2 separate regions of the Homo sapiens genome follow, and region 2 is linked to region 1. The links are chromatin loops, found by intact Hi-C in ENCODE. Cell type or tissue: sigmoid colon. All regions are shown on one strand.

The links. Hi-C counts contacts between places; a loop is a spot of excess contacts. Peaks named below come from ENCODE experiments on the same cell type or tissue, not always from the same donor. Only the 100,000 strongest peaks of a DNase experiment are listed, where the experiment ranks them.
Region 2: a loop joins it to region 1, with 3 times the contacts of the local background. A loop is called at or near these places in 12 of 110 quality-filtered maps.

Annotation. Positions count from the first base shown.
Region 1 is chr2:174,330,769-174,338,768 of GRCh38, forward strand. It overlaps SP9 (Sp9 transcription factor), which reads left to right and starts at 4,186. Exons shown (of 2, transcript NM_001145250.2): 1 at 4,186-4,345; 2 at 5,339-7,732. The coding sequence starts at 4,325. The coding sequence ends at 6,772. LOC102724194 (a long non-coding RNA gene) reads right to left here and starts at 4,208. Exons shown (of 3, transcript XR_427194.5): 1 at 2,972-4,208; 2 at 2,789-2,857; 3 at 2,226-2,292. RefSeq lists enhancers at 547-1,618, 7,767-8,000 and a silencer at 6,118-6,327. In sigmoid colon, no CTCF peak of the experiment used is centred here; no DNase peak of the experiment used is centred here; H3K4me3 peaks cover 1,592 bases; H3K27me3 peaks cover 8,000 bases.
Region 2 is chr2:173,221,771-173,229,770 of GRCh38, forward strand. MAP3K20 (mitogen-activated protein kinase kinase kinase 20) reads left to right here. Exons shown (of 20, transcript NM_016653.3): 12 at 7,919-7,963. All of the region lies in intron 2 of MAP3K20-AS1 (MAP3K20 antisense RNA 1), which reads right to left. Among named protein-coding and RNA genes, the nearest start is that of MAP3K20-AS1, 56 kb to the right of the region's middle. RefSeq lists an enhancer at 352-451. In sigmoid colon, no CTCF peak of the experiment used is centred here; no DNase peak of the experiment used is centred here; H3K27ac peaks cover 543 bases.

The DNA of each region.
Region 1 (8,000 bases):
CATTTTCACCCACCACTGACAAGACACCAACCGTGGAAAGGATTCACCCGACTCAACAGGCACTATGGACCTTCCTGGGCTTCCTTCTCCCTTGTTCATGGCAGGCAACATTGGTACACAAGGGCAGCTTTTTCTTTTTTTAACTCAAGTTATTAATGTATCTCCGCAACTCCCACACCGTGCTGACCTGATAATCACTGCTCTAGTGAAGATCATGCAAATGAAAAGCATAATTAATTGCACAAATGATTTAAAAAGGAGCGCTGTGGCTTTGCAAATAAATAAAGGCAGTTGGGAGGACAGGTCAGATAAATGCTTTTTATAGGCTGGGCTCCCTTCACCCCCACCCCCGCCTCCTGGTCCCGGTGGTCCAGACTTTGACTGCAGCCAGCCTGGCCAAGGCGAGCACCTTCCGTTCCTCCTCCCCTAACGCCTCCCCTTCAACCTTATTCCGGAGTCCCCCTAACTCCACCTCACCCCACCCCAACCTCACCCCACCCCAGTGGTGTATACCCGCTGCTAGACTCTGTGCTAGGTCAAAGCTCCGGGGAGACTGGGCAGCCACCTAATATTTAACCAGCTACTACATATCCAGTTATTCAGAAAATAACTGGTCCTCCCAGTCGCCACTACGCTTCCTGCACATCAGGAAGAAGCATTTTATCTGTGGCTATTGGACCTGTGAAGGAGGTCCAATCCTTCCGATTAGCGCTAATGACCGAATTGTTTCCCTGGCTTTGCCTGCTAAACAGAGCAACTTGAGCAGTTGCTCAGATCAAAGCTCCCGGGAGAGGCAAGATGGGAGAAACAATATTTGTTCAAAGGAAGTGAACTCTTCCCTTTAATTACCCTATTCTTCTTTATTAGGAATCGTATTGAATTTTTTTGCAAAAAAATTATGTTGGTTTAACCATAGTGTATTTATGATGTAAATATATTCCAAGATGAAAACGTCACGGATCAATTGTAAAGGACCCGGATACATAATTTTAAAAAATCAGTTTCAGTGTATATGAGGTTCTCACCCCACTTTCGCTGCTCAGTCAGATTTGTTTATGCAGAATCGACATTTAATAGTGCTAATTGCACTCCAGTTAAATTGCCCTGATTGCAGAAAGGGAAGCAATTTTCGTGCTCTCTGTCTGGGTTTGGAAGAAATTGTTTTATATTCACCTCTTTATAAAGAAGTGGAGATAAGGCACCGGGGCCTTTGCACAAATTGCACTTAGGGGCTGACTGGCAGCATTCAGGCGCTATAATAGAGCATTATTTGGCCGTTTTGAATAATGTAAAGCGTTTGCTGAAAGCTATTCTCCTGAAAATTGCTTTAACTTTTAAAAGGGTGATGATTCACTCCAAACCAGGCCTTTGTTACATTGTCATTATTTCCCCAAATGTTTTAACAGTCAGCTCAACACTTTAGCATAACACATTGATCTTTGTTTAAAAACTAGATTTTTTTAGAGGATGAAAAAAATCTGTCAGACGAAAAAAATCTGGACTTCCTCCGAAAGATTTCCTTGGGGCCCCACCTTAGAGTTGAAGTGGCCCGGGTGTTTGCCTGCGTTCGTTTGGAAGATTTCCCTAACTTTTATTGTGATGCAGACGCGTGTATCTAAAGGAATATGCGAGTGCCCACGTCTAGAGTCTGACAGCTGGAACTACGGGGAAAACGGCGGGAGGGGGAGGGGAGGGGATCCGAGGGGAGGAGGAGAAGAGGAAGGCGAGCAGGGCGCCGGAGCCCGAGGTGTCTGCGAGAACTGTTTTAAATGGTTGGCTTGAAAATGTCACTAGTGCTAAGTGGCTTTTCGGATTGTCTTATTTATTACTTTGTCAGGTTTCCTTAAGGAGAGGGTGTGTTGGGGGTGGGGGAGGAGGTGGACTGGGGAAACCTCTGCGTTTCTCCTCCTCGGCTGCACAGGGTGAGTAGGAAACGCCTCGCTGCCACTTAACAATCCCTCTATTAGTAAATCTACGCGGAGACTCTATGGGAAGCCGAGAACCAGTGTCTTCTTCCAGGGCAGAAGTCACCTGTTGGGAACGGCCCCCGGGTCCCCCTGCTGGGCTTTCCGGCTCTTCTAGGCGGCCTGATTTCTCCTCAGCCCTCCACCCAGCGTCCCTCAGGGACTTTTCACACCTCCCCACCCCCATTTCCACTACAGTCTCCCAGGGCACAGCACTTCATTGACAGCCACACGAGCCTTCTCGTTCTCTTCTCCTCTGTTCCTTCTCTTTCTCTTCTCCTCTGTTCCTTCTCTTTCTCTGTCATAATTTCCTTGGTGCTTTCGCCACCTTAAACAAAAAAGAGAAAAAAATAAAATAAAAAAAACCCATTCTGAGCCAAAGTATTTTAAGATGAATCCAAGAAAGCGACCCACATAGCCCTCCCCACCCACGGAGTGCGCCAAGACGCACCCAGGCTCCATCACAGGGCCGAGAGCAGCGCCACTCTGGTCGTACTTTTGGGTCAAGAGATCTTGCAAAAGAGGAGAGAAAACACGGGAGGCACAGTTCCACATCCTTGTCACTTGCACCGGCTCCGCGACAACTCGTCGTTTGCACCCGAGGGTTTGGGGTTGGTAGTTTAATTTTTTTTTTTTCCTAAGAAGCAGGGTGTGGGTTTAGTGGGGAGTGTGCTATATTAAAACCAGTGCCCAGGTCTGCCCGAGGGCGCTGGTATTTCTGGTTCAAAAACAGCTTCTGGCTACCCTGGAGAAGAAAGAGAAAGCGGGGCCCAGAAAGAGAAAAACAAGCAGGTCAGCGGTTGCTGGGGGACTCGAAGACGCACCCTGGTCTGCTTGAGGACGCCTCTTTTCACACTGACAAGGTCCAGGGAGGACTTCAGGATGCTTCCAGCCTGCAAAATGTGGAAGCGCCCACGTGTGGCCTGGTCCTCCGCCCTCCCGGGTGAAAGTCCTGGAGAGATTTCTCGGGCGCGTCCGTGAAAGCAGGGCACTAATGGGGAGCCTACCTCTTAAAACAGCGCACTTGCCCTACGGACGAGCCTCTAGGCCCTGGTGGTCTGGAATGGGAGTGGGTTGGAGCTGGGACAAGAAAACTCCACTCCAGGATGAAACGCGACATGCAAATCTTCACCGGGTTAAACAAACAGCCGAGCAAGCTGCAGCTTCAGCGGAGGTGGAGGTGGGGGCGGACGCCGCTCGCGCCGGTCTCTGTTTCCAAAGTTGTTACAGTGAGAAAATAAGCGGCTTCGTGCAGCGTGTTGTATGGGCTGATGCCTCCCACCCCCATGCCAGCCCACAGCAAAACCCGGCAGATAATCAGCACATCCCACTGTTTAGTCATATTTGACAACTGGGTTAACCTGGTATCTAAGCGCTGGCGAAACCGTACAAAGGGTGCCCTCAATTACCACCAGAAGCCTCTAGCGTGAGTGGCACTTGTATTACCCCCCGGGTCAGAGGCCAGAGCGACAATTAGGAAGTCACTTACACCGCTGGGGGGAAATGGCGGGATGCAGCAGGCTCCAGGCCCTCCCAACAAATCTGTGGATGTAGATCTGTACAGAGAGGCCTATTTCGCTCCTCTCGGAGGAGCTGTCCCTTCGCGCCCCCTCCCCAGTATAACTGTGAGAGTGAAATTGAATCTAGTGGAATAAGGAATTGGGTAGAAGACACACGAAAATGATAAAAATCACAAGCAAGAATGATAGATACAAGCTGAAGTTGTGTTCTGTAGGCAAAAGCCTGGACACACAAAGTGAGGGCTCACATTTCCGTCTCCACTTGGGCCCTGCTGGTGCGGGCTGTGTCTGGGTGTCTCCTCCCCTCCTGCCTCCTTTCCTACAAGTGGGGAGTCGAGTAGGACTGTCAGCCCTAACTTGCAACATCTCGGGGTGGTTTGTGTGTGGGGGGGTGCTTGTGGCTCGGTTTCATTGGTACTTAAACCTGGCTTGGTGCGTGAGTGTAAATTTTTAATTGCACTGTAATTTCTTCAGTCCCCAGCCCGCCCTCGCCCCCCCCCCGCAAGTATCCCCCACTACTCCCCCCCACCCCCGCGGCCCTAGCTAGCTGACTTGACTGGCACGCGCCGGGAGCCCGGGCTCGGGCCCCTCGGAGCGTCTGATTGGCTGCGGGGCAGCTCCGGTCTGCTCTGCCTGCGCCCTCATTGGGCGAGAGGCGCAGCCAGCGGCACTTCAAAGCGGGTGCTCCTCGCACTTAGGCTGAGTTTAGCCGGCGGGAGCCTGGAGTCCGCTCGGCACGAGCGCGGGGACGCGGGAGCCGCGCGGGACCCAAGCAGTTTTTCCGAGCAGCCGCCAGGCTCAGCCCCGCTCCCAGCCTCGCTGCGCAGCCAGAGACCTGCTATGGCCACGTCTATACTCGGGGTAAGTCGCAAGCGCGGCAACGCATTTGCTTGTTTTAACCGGAGTAATTTTTCGTTATGGCTTCTGGGGTCTGCGGCTCCGGAGAAACTGTTGCTGCTAGACTGCAGCTTCAGCTTCTATTAGCACTTTCCACATTTCTGGGACTGATTTTTCCCCAAGTTTTTGGAACCCAGAAAGATGCCTTTGCAAGAAAAGGCCTTCTTAATCAAGTCCTTTTTCATTTGGTTTCAAAAAAAAGCTAGAGGTTTCTTTTCTTCCCCTCGTGATTTATACCCCATCCCCCGCATTGCTTTGGGGATTTTGTTGCAATTATGCGACAATGGTGTTTCCAGAAAACAGTCTTAATCGTTTTGCAGTCCATCTAGTCACGCTAATAAACATTTACATTTCCGCGGCTCCCCAATTCGCCCATGACTTTGAAATCTGTCTCTGGCCGCTTATCCTCGGATTATTGTTTTCATAATCGCTGTTTTTGTGTGTATGTAAACTTTAAAACCAAACGTTTTCTATTAAAAAAGAAAAGTCAAGTCGTAGCCACCCTGGGAGAGCTGCAAGTTTCGCCCGTCCCTGGCAGCTGTTTCGGCCGCCTCCGCCCTCACCCGGTGTTTGTTGTCTCTGGTCTCTGTGTTTACCTTCGCGCTTCACCCCGAAGGGCGACTTGGGGTCTTCTGGGAGATGAGCCGGTTTACGGCGACAACCCAAGTCCGGTTGTAGGCAGGGTTGCAGCGGGGAACACGGAGGCATCTTTGATTTATAGCCTCAGCGAAGTGCAACTTTCCGGCGCCTGGACCTTCGCCCGGGTGATCGCCCCTGCTCCGCGCCCGGTGCGGCGACTCCTCCGCGGGCGCGTGGGGAGGAGGCGCGAGGCGGGGAGCCAGGACCCCCCGGGAGCAGCCGCAGGGGACGAGGCTGCTCACGGGTGCACTTTGTTTCTTCCCCCACTTCCTCTTGCCCTCCTCCTTCTTGCTCCCTCCCCCATCCCACCCACTCTAGGAAGAGCCGCGCTTCGGAACGACCCCGTTGGCCATGCTGGCGGCGACCTGCAACAAGATCGGCAACACGAGCCCGCTGACGACGCTGCCAGAGTCGAGCGCCTTCGCCAAAGGCGGCTTTCACCCCTGGAAGCGCTCCTCGTCCAGCTGCAACCTCGGCTCCAGCCTCTCGGGCTTCGCGGTGGCCACCGGGGGCCGTGGCTCGGGCGGCCTGGCGGGCGGCTCGGGCGCCGCCAACAGCGCCTTCTGCCTGGCCTCCACGTCGCCCACGTCGTCCGCCTTCAGCAGCGACTACGGCGGCCTCTTCTCCAACTCGGCGGCTGCCGCGGCGGCAGCGGCCGGGGTGTCCCCGCAGGAGGCGGGTGGCCAGTCGGCCTTCATTTCCAAGGTGCACACGACGGCAGCCGACGGGCTGTACCCGCGCGTGGGCATGGCGCACCCGTACGAGTCCTGGTACAAGTCGGGCTTCCATTCGACGCTGGCGGCCGGCGAGGTGACCAACGGCGCGGCGTCGTCGTGGTGGGACGTGCACAGCAGCCCGGGCTCGTGGCTGGAAGTGCAGAACCCCGCTGGGGGGCTCCAGAGCTCGCTGCACTCGGGCGCCCCCCAGGCCTCGCTGCACTCGCAGCTGGGCACCTACAACCCCGACTTCAGCTCGCTCACGCACTCCGCCTTCAGCTCCACGGGCCTCGGCTCCTCCGCCGCCGCCGCCTCCCACCTGCTCTCCACCAGCCAGCACCTGCTGGCCCAGGACGGCTTCAAGCCGGTGTTGCCCTCCTATTCGGACTCCAGCGCCGCCGTGGCAGCCGCCGCCGCCAGCGCCATGATATCGGGCGCCGCGGCTGCCGCCGCCGGGGGGAGCTCGGCACGCTCTGCCCGCCGCTACTCGGGCCGCGCCACCTGCGACTGCCCCAACTGCCAGGAGGCGGAGCGGCTGGGCCCGGCCGGGGCGAGCCTGCGGCGCAAGGGCCTGCACAGCTGCCACATTCCGGGCTGCGGCAAGGTGTACGGGAAGACGTCGCACCTGAAGGCGCACCTGCGCTGGCACACGGGCGAGCGGCCCTTCGTGTGCAACTGGCTCTTCTGCGGCAAGCGCTTCACGCGCTCGGACGAGCTGCAGCGGCATCTGCGGACTCACACGGGCGAGAAGCGCTTCGCCTGTCCGGTGTGCAACAAGCGCTTCATGCGCAGCGACCACCTGAGCAAACACATTAAGACGCACAACGGGGGCGGCGGGGGCAAAAAGGGCAGCGACAGTGACACGGACGCCAGCAACCTGGAGACGCCCCGTTCCGAATCCCCCGACCTCATCCTGCATGACTCCGGCGTCAGTGCCGCCCGGGCGGCGGCAGCGGCGGCGGCGGCAGCGGCGGCGGCGGCGGCGGCGGCCTCCGCGGGAGGCAAGGAAGCAGCGTCTGGCCCCAACGACTCTTAGAGGCCGGGCGAGAGGCGCGAGCACACAAGCGAGTAGAGACACCGAGAACGAACGAGAGGTTCGGAGGGCGAGCGAGCGGGAGGCGGGAGGGCAGGGGCTTCAGTGACGCCCCCAGGGCCCGGGCTGGGCGCGAGGTGGAGCCGCTCAGGGCTCCCGGGCTGCGGTTCGCCCGCTGTGCGAGGAGCTCCCCTCTGCCTTCCGCGCCCGGATAAGAATCGAACGCGTGGTCCGGAAACAAAAGCGAACCATCCTCCGACACAAACACTTTAAAAACTGTACTCCCAGACGTACACATACACCGGAGACCTACAACCACAAGCACGCACACTCGCGCGCGCACACACATACCACTCGCCCAAACTTCTCGAGCGAAGAGCAATACATAGAAAGGCTCCCTCTTTGCCCACTCTCCACCTCCCTCCAACACCCGTCTCTTTCCTTTTCTCAAAAACAAGCCACCACCCAGCAAAGGACTGTCAGAACATTTGAAAACAAACGGGACCGATAAAAACACCCTTTGTTTGGATTATATTATATATAAAATGCTCCAAGTCCTGCCTGATATCTACTTACAATGAGACTTTTTTCCTAAAAAAGGAAGCATCAAAAGGCTTAAGGTGAGAAATTAAACTGGAAGTCTAGCGACAGTTTCTCTGTATTTCATAACATCTGTATAAATAGGGTTCAAAAGATTGTGTTCTCTTTTATTTTCTTGTAAATGTTCATTCGAATAGAGTTTTTTTGGGTGAATCCCTGAAATTCAGGGAGTTTTTTTTAATTTTCTGATGCACTTTGTGAAAGTCAGTATATATGTAAAAGATATTTAAAATGTTGAGTTATCATTTCACTCACAAACACGTAAGTTAAGGTCATCTAAAGAAATTAAATGCGTTTATCTGTATCAAGAAAATCTTGACATCATATTTTCATTTTGGTATTATTAAAGGACTCTGAACAATACATTTCCTTTTTTAAAAATCCTGTTTCCCCCTCAATAACCTTTTCGTGGGTCGATTTTTTTTTCGGTTGGGAAAAAATTCCCTTAATGTTAGTTGTAGGTAATGTAAAGTTTATGTGGGTTATAAAAGCCATACTACATATACGTTTTTGAGAAGTCAAAATTATTTATTTGTATATCAACAACATAAATTAAATTGGGTTGTAAGGACGTGTAGTTGTATTACTTAATGTGAAGGCTCTCAAAAGGTGACATTTTAAAACTCTGGAG
Region 2 (8,000 bases), 1.1 Mb before region 1:
TAGAAATTTGTGATCCTATATACAATATAGGACTTTTAAAGTTGTGACATTCTGGCTTTTTCTTTTAATGAATACTTTTTAGTTTGTATTTGACTTTATTTCCTTTATTCAAATCATTTTTAAAAACTTACATTTTGAACAAACACTCTTAACTCCTAATTGTTCTTTGACACGTAGTAATTCTGTGACATACTTTTTTTTTCTTATAGCAATACACTGTAATATCAGAAATGGTTGGCCTGAGCAACCTAGTAAGACCTCGTCTCTACTAATAATTAAAAAACTAGCTGGCATGGTAGCACACACCTGTAGTCCCAGATACTTGGGAGGCCAAGGCAGGAGGATTGCTTGAGACCTAGCAATCAGTCAGGGCTGCAGTGAGCCATGATGGCACCACTGCACTCTAGCCTGGGCAAGAGAACAAGATCCTGTCTCAAAAAACAAAAAAAAGAAAGAATTGATAGTACAAAATCCAACAACAATACTGAGATGATCTAAGAAGGTTATAACAAAATGCTCTTCAGAAATACCTAAGTGCTGAGAATTTTTAGTACTAAAGAGCACAGCTGCTCAAAGTAAAGCCTGAGCAGTGTTCTCAGTAATGTATTTGAAGGAAAAATACCCTGATTTGAAACCAACAGCAGATGTTGCAAACTTTCATACCACTGCTGGCCATGGAAGCCTCTTAACAACACACTGTCATTTAAGGCTGTGCTTGTGCTTTATACAAAGAGAAAGAGGTGGTCTTAAGGGGATGCTTCCAGGGGGGTGAGTTCATGCCTCTCCTGTATTTTCCAGCAAGTGGGGTATGTGTGGTGGTTTGTTTTTTAGAGGGGCATAATAATCCAGGATTCTAAGCATATGCTCAGCTATTTTAAAGAGGAAATTAAATATTATAAAAGAAATAGTAAAGATAAGTTATCCTCACTTAGGCAAAAGCACAGGTCCTTTCCATATCAAGTTTAGCCTACCAGGGTTGTTTTTTGTTTTAACCCTGCTTAATAATGTTGGTGTTTTAGAAGTAGATACAGGCACTGCTCTGAAAACCTGGCTAGCCAAGGATATTCTCAGAATGTTATCACCTGTTTGTCAAAGCTTGTTTAAATTATAAAACACTTTTAATTATATATATGAGGCAAAAGAACTAAGACTTTTTTCAAACTAAATTAGAAAGGAGTGTCATTATTTGACTGTTAAACCAAAATATTTTTGGTGGGTCTTTTTATGGAAGTTTAAAGAAAGGACATCATCATAGATATGATCTAACAGTATTTCTAACTATATTTGATCATTAAAAGCCTCTTGGAATTTGAAGCGTGACGTGTTTCTAATGCCCCTTGAGAGGTGAAAAATACCACATAATGATCAGTATGCTGTGCCAGCTTCATTTGGGGAGAAATAACTAGTAGAAAGTTCTGGGTGTGAGGTGTACAGCAGTCTAGGTGGCATAGTGATGAAGAAAGGGATCAGAGTCTGACTGTCACTCAGAATCCTGGGCTCAGTTGCTTGACAACCTTGGGAAAATTGTTTTATCTTTGTGCGTCTGTTTGCTGATCTTCAGCGTGGGAATAATAACAGTACCTACTTGAAAGGATCATTGTGCGGATTAAAAGAAATAATATATGTAAAGCACTTTAACACAGCACCAGGCCCACGGAAAGTGGCTAATGTTAGCTACTATGAATGGTGCCAGTGAAGACACTGAAAAATAAGTGATTTCAGTAACCTTCTGGAAAGCTATCAGTTTCAAATAATATTTTCTCTGTAGTATGAGATGAAATTAAAAGTGGATAGCTTTCAGGAAAGATAAAGAGAACATGCTTAGAATGTAAGCTAAACAGATTTTTTCTGTTGCTCTTTGAAAACTATGAGCCCTGGCCAGCTTAACCTGGTCTGAGGTGAGACTAAACACAAAAACAGTAGATAAATCTCTCCCTAAAAGATGGATTCCCCCACATACCCATGCTACTAGTTTCTCTGTCTATTCACACATATGTACAAATACATGAACACAGCCTGTCTGTGCTCAGACATAGAGAAGTACTACCTGACTTGAGTCAATGCACCCAAGAAGAAAAGCTTGGAGTAGAGCAGAAGGGAGGGCTTGGGACTCCTGTCTTTCCAGCATGCCCTGGGGTGCAGTGGTCAGCCACCTGAAGAGAGAGCCAATAGCATGGGGTTTACAAGGCAAAGATAGTCATTCATTCAACACATATTCATAGAGCTCCTTCTCTGTGCCAGACACTGTTCTGGAAGATAGCTAGATGAAAATCTTTGCACTCACAGAGCTTACATGCCAGTGAGTGAAGATCGATGATAAATAAAGCAAATGCATCATATGTTCACATTTGATAAGTATATGCCAAAAAATGAAGCCGGGAAGGAGGACAAGGCCCATGGGTGGGTGTTGAGGTTTTTAAAGTGTGGTCAGGAAAGGCCCCACTGATAAGGTAACATTTGAGCAAGTCTGAAAAAGGCAAGGGGATCTTTGGGGCTAACTTCGGGATCCCTGCACTTTATGTAAGAATGTAAACCTGGAGTCTCATTTAAGAATGATCAGCAATACGTTTAGAACATATGAACTGAATGAAATGGACATTTTTTCTTAATTTATGTATAAATCCATATGATTATACATAAAGTTCTGATGCATTAATAAAAGCAGCCAAATAGGGCCAAAGAGAAAAATAACAGGACTCTGTACTGGACCTAACTTTATCATTAATTAGGTAATATTTTCCTCATTTCTTTACTGCTGCCATTTTCCTCACCAGTATTCCAGAGATGGTCATAGCTCATTACTCTACCACCAAGAACCTAAAAGGAATTAGAATACAGCAGAATTGGCCTCAGTGAAGAGCTTAAAATTGTTCTCCTCGTAGAACTGGACTATTGATCATTACCACGTGACGTTGGCTCTATTACTTTCTGTTCCCAATGTCCTTCTAGTGGTTTGAAAATGTTAAAACATCCCTAAAATCTAAATCATATAATCAGAATTCTATAGTGTCCCACTCTATCTGTAAAGATCATTTGGAAGACTTTAGACTCTATTAATTTTAAAAGGAATATTTATTAGCCATATGCAGAATTTCTAATGATGATATTGTACAGCTTCTAATTCACTTTTCAGATCAGTGTTTGAAATGGCAATTATCAGTGTTGGATTTAGTTCCAACTACTTGATTTACAAAAATGTACATTTAGAGGTTAAAAGAAACAGTGAGAAATGTAAACATTCAAAATGATAATTGAATCTCTCAGTTGTGGGAATAATTATCAGAGACATGCAACTGAAAATGTCTCACCTTTCATCTTTTTTTCTTAATTCATAAAGTTATCTTGTAGAATTTGATGAGACCCTCCCTAGTCATTCTCAACTGGGGCGGTGCTGTCACCGAATGGTGTTTGAGAGTGTTGGGGCTAGGGCACATTTTTGGTTGTCACAGCAACTGGGGTGGCATTTGCTGCCCAGTGCCAGGAATAGTAACATTATGAATGCCAGGGACAGTGTGCTCAGTAAAGTCTTCCATCCAAAAGGGGCAGGGCACGGTGGCTCACGCCTGTAATCCCAGCACTTTGGGAGGCCAAGGTGGGCGGATCACCTGATGTCAGGGGTTCGAGACCAGCCTGGCCAACATGGTGAAACCCTGTTGCTACTAAAAATACAAAAATTGGCTGGGTGTGGTGTCACATGCCAGTAACCCCAGCTACTAGGGAGGCTGAGGCAGGAGAATCACTTGAACCCGGGAGGCAGAGGTTGCAGTGAGCTGAGATTGCACCACTACACTCCAGCCTGGATGACAGAGTGAGACTTCATCTCAAAAAAAAAAAAAAACAAAAAAAAACAACCCGGTAGCATTGTCCCTTCCCCACTGACAAACTTATCAAATCCAGAAGCTTTAGAGTTTCGTCTCTAATTATTTTTCTCCTGAACAAAATTACCCAAGTCAAAACAAAATGTATTTTTAGAATTACGGCAGCATACGACCTGAATTTTGTGAGTTTCGTGGCTTTATCTTAAATCACCATTTCCCTAAAAATGGTTTCTTTCTCCTTAGAAATGCTGGTGGCAACTTGATGAAACAGCCAAATGCACCAGGGCAGGTCACTTTCCCATTACACTGATTCCACAATTAAAAAAAAAAAAGAAAAAAAACTCATTGAGATAGCTACAGTTCTATAGGTTAATTTAAAGCCTCCTTTTTCTACTCATTTTTGAAAGCAAAATTACATTTTACTATTTTACATAACCAGTGAAAAGACGTTGAAAGCCTACAGCTCACTGTTTTTGGTGCTCTGGAAATGTTGAGGGTGGGTTTTTAACCAGTGATTTTTAACGTGCAGTGAATTTGTTAGACTTTTAAACACCAGCTAAGGTAGTCAAACTTGATCCCCATTAAAAATCAAGGAATTAGGGGTCGGGGGAGGGTTTAGGAGTGATCCAGAATGACCTCCCAGAATTACTGTGCGTACAACTTTATTTTTCAGAGTTTTCATTGGAATGGTAAGAGTTTTATGAAAGACAGTTTTAAAACTTATTCTGAGTTAAATATTAATACTTTAAAAAATTATTGTACTAGACTTATTGCAGCCTTTTGAAAGTAGCAGAGTTTCATCATACCACATATATAACAGAGCATAAATTTTCTATAATCAGGCACCTTTTGCTGCTTTTGAGTAAGACTGTTTTCCTGTTTAAGTGTTAAGCATCGCCAGACATAAAAATCTATTCTCTCCTCTCGATTGTAGCATAGCCTGACAGCTCTAGATACAGCATTTCTATGATGAAAAATGAGTATCCATCAGGAAATCTAGAAGACTAGCCGTGTTTTCTCAGACTCCACCTTTGTTTGCACTCTGTTGCCTGTGAGGAGCTTTCTGGCATGTGATTATTTACTTCAAAACTAGAGTTCCAAGCACCTACATTAATTATTTTATATTGTGTGCAGAATAGTATATCTTTTAATGTCAGATATGATACACTGCACATATTGCTTTTGCACTCTTAAAATTTTTGTACTAAATAATAGAAAATATTTATATTCTTTGAGTGTGAGCTTTGAATAGATGGCATTATCACTTTATTGTTTTTTTAACAAAAACTTTTTCTCAATTATTCTATTGCAATGTTATTCTGAGCAAGTCCTATGCCAAATATCTTGTATAATGTTTGTATGGAAGATTAAATTTTACTCTTGTGTGGTAAGACTATTTCAGTTACTGATTTTATAGTTGGAATTTGATATTCCAGCACAAAGTCCACAGTGTATTCAGAAATCCAAGTTGGTGTCATACATTTCATTTTGATGTGAACTTTTCTTTGCTTTCCTTTGTTCTAAGACTCCATTTTGCAATAAACGTTTTGACAGTAAATCCCTTTGTTACGTGTTGCTGTGTATATAAGATCCCTGTTAGATTGGATTCCCAACATCCTTTGAAGGAATCGTTGTCACACGCATGCAAACAAGTGTTAGCTTTTCTCTCCTAAAGTCAGTGGGAGTGTAAATAATAAATTTGTAAAGTGATGGGACAGTCATGGGGTGGATTTTTTTTTTATTCCCTAAAGAAAGAAAGGCTTAGAACTCATCCTACAGCAGATACACTGATATGTTAACAAGGTACAGAAAACATAAAGGAAATGGTAAGCCACTCTGTGGCTGGAGATCATTAACTCTTATCCCCCGTCTTGCCAAATTCAAGCTGTCATGAAGCAGTGCCTGGCTCCAGCCTTCCTCTCACTGATCTTTGCTAGCATTGTGCAAAGAATCCTGCTGGAGTGAGCGTCCAGCTGAAGCCAGTGCCTTTCCCTAGGCATCGTATTGGAGAACCATCCTCAGTGTGCAACCAACCCCCTCTCCTTTCAACATTAAAACCAAAGATTCTGGTTGTGATTAGTTATTTCATTTACAACTTCTATTCTATTCAAAAAAATACTTCTTTCTCAATTTTGTTTAGTACAACATTTAGGAATTTTATAAAAATAACACTACACATCCCCTCCCCCCAACCCAGTTTCTATAAAGGTGAGCCTTGATGCAGGAAAATATTTCTGTAACTCAGACTGTTGTTTCTTGAACGAACCAAAAAAGTTTCGTATTTCACATTTGCTTCTGTGATGGGAGAAGGGAATGGCATGATTCTGCAGCTGTGTCCAGCTGCCCTGTGAAGAGACAAAATTGTCACCTATTTTTCTTTGATCCAGTTCAGCTTTAGATTCTGTTCCTCAAATCTTTCTCCTTTCCCCATTATTAAAGCAAGTGAATGTGTGTGATGACTCCTACCCACCTCAAGTGTTTCCGAGGAGGCAAGGGCAACCCTGGAGGGAAGGGAAGCACATGCAGGTAGCAGAGTATACGCAGAACAGGATCGATTTCAGTGTGTACTTTATGTCCTGACAACTTGTCTATAAATACTCAAACCTAAACATTCATATCCATTTCAGCTAGTGGGTTTTTCCGCTTGCCTTCCCACCCTGTCTGCCTCATTTACCCTTTTTCCTCCAACATGAACTCACTGCCTTCCATTCCCATCCTTCCCTCCTGTCCCTCCCTCTCCCGCCATGCCAGGTTTTGCCTTGTTGCTTCTCTTTACCCGGAATCACCTCTCTTCTTGCCCTGAAGGACCCAGCTCAAGCCGTGCTGCCCTCCATTCTCCCATCTTATTTTATGAATCCCTTTGTGAATACATCTGTCTATGGTATACCCATAGACATTGAACTCTATACCAGAGAACTTAGCATTCCAGTAAATGCACCCTTTAATTTTATTCATTCTTTAAAATGACTCAACAAAAATTTACCAGATACCGTATGCCAGGCACTATGTTAGGCATTAAGTAAACCGAGATTCAGGTGACCTTGGAATCCCCCAGGTATAATTTATAACTGTATTAGTCCCAGTTAAATTGAAAGCTCCTTGAAGGCAGGGGCTGTGCCTTTCCTAGCAGAATTTTGAGCATGTGGGTACAAAATACCTGTAAGTTAGAAAGGTTAACTCACCTACCCTATGATTTTTATACTAACAGTAAAAGCAACCAAACTCAACTTTTTTTTGAAACTCACTCACAAGAAAATATTTGTAACAGAAGATGAGTGACAATTTGCCATATTATCTCATAAGCAATTCATTTTTGGGGGGCAAGTTAGGCTAGTTAAAGCTAATAGCTGTACCAAACTCTAATTTGACTTATAGGACACACAGACTTCTAAAAATTATGTAAGCATTTATTATTTAGATGGCCATGGGGCATATATTGAAGACAGTAAGTAGTTCTTTGGCTCTGAAAATGGTGCAGGCTGAAGTCCTCTGGAGGCATCTTCATTTGTACTTGTGAACCTCACAGGGAGGTATTTTAATCTGTTTTAGTTAGAGCAACTCTGCAGCCTGGGTTTCTTAGGACCGTACCAATTTCCCATGTCCTTCTTCATCCGTGAGTGCTAACATTTGGTTTTTAAAATATTGTGCAAATGAGATCTTTCAACACTTAGAAATTCCCCCTTGAGAACAGGCATAATACATGATCTGGTTACTAAGTGGTTGCTTTGGAATTTTCATTAATAATCCAACAGTCCTCATGTTGGCTGAGACTCTGAGGAAGACTCTAGGTCTCTGAGAAAATGTCAGAAATTGCTTGACTGCTGAGGCTTGATTGTGGGATGTAAAAACCAGGTACCAACAAAGGAATATGATACAGCTCCCAAAGTACATGAATTGTTACTGAGAGATTGGTGAACATTACTGGAGCACTGAGAACTGCCTCTTAAGGTCAGGAAAACTGTTTTCCATTCAACCCAACCTGCAGGAGGAACCAAGCCAGAGCAGCAGCTGAGAGCTGAAAGAGTGAGACAAGAGGATGAACCAAAAAGACAATGATAATATTACTTTTTTTTTTCATTTCATGCATATTTCCCATGCAGCTGCTGCCTTCCTTTGAGATTGGTGCATGGACGGAAGACGATGTGGTAAGCTCTTTGTATTCATGCCTTATTTGACTTGAGC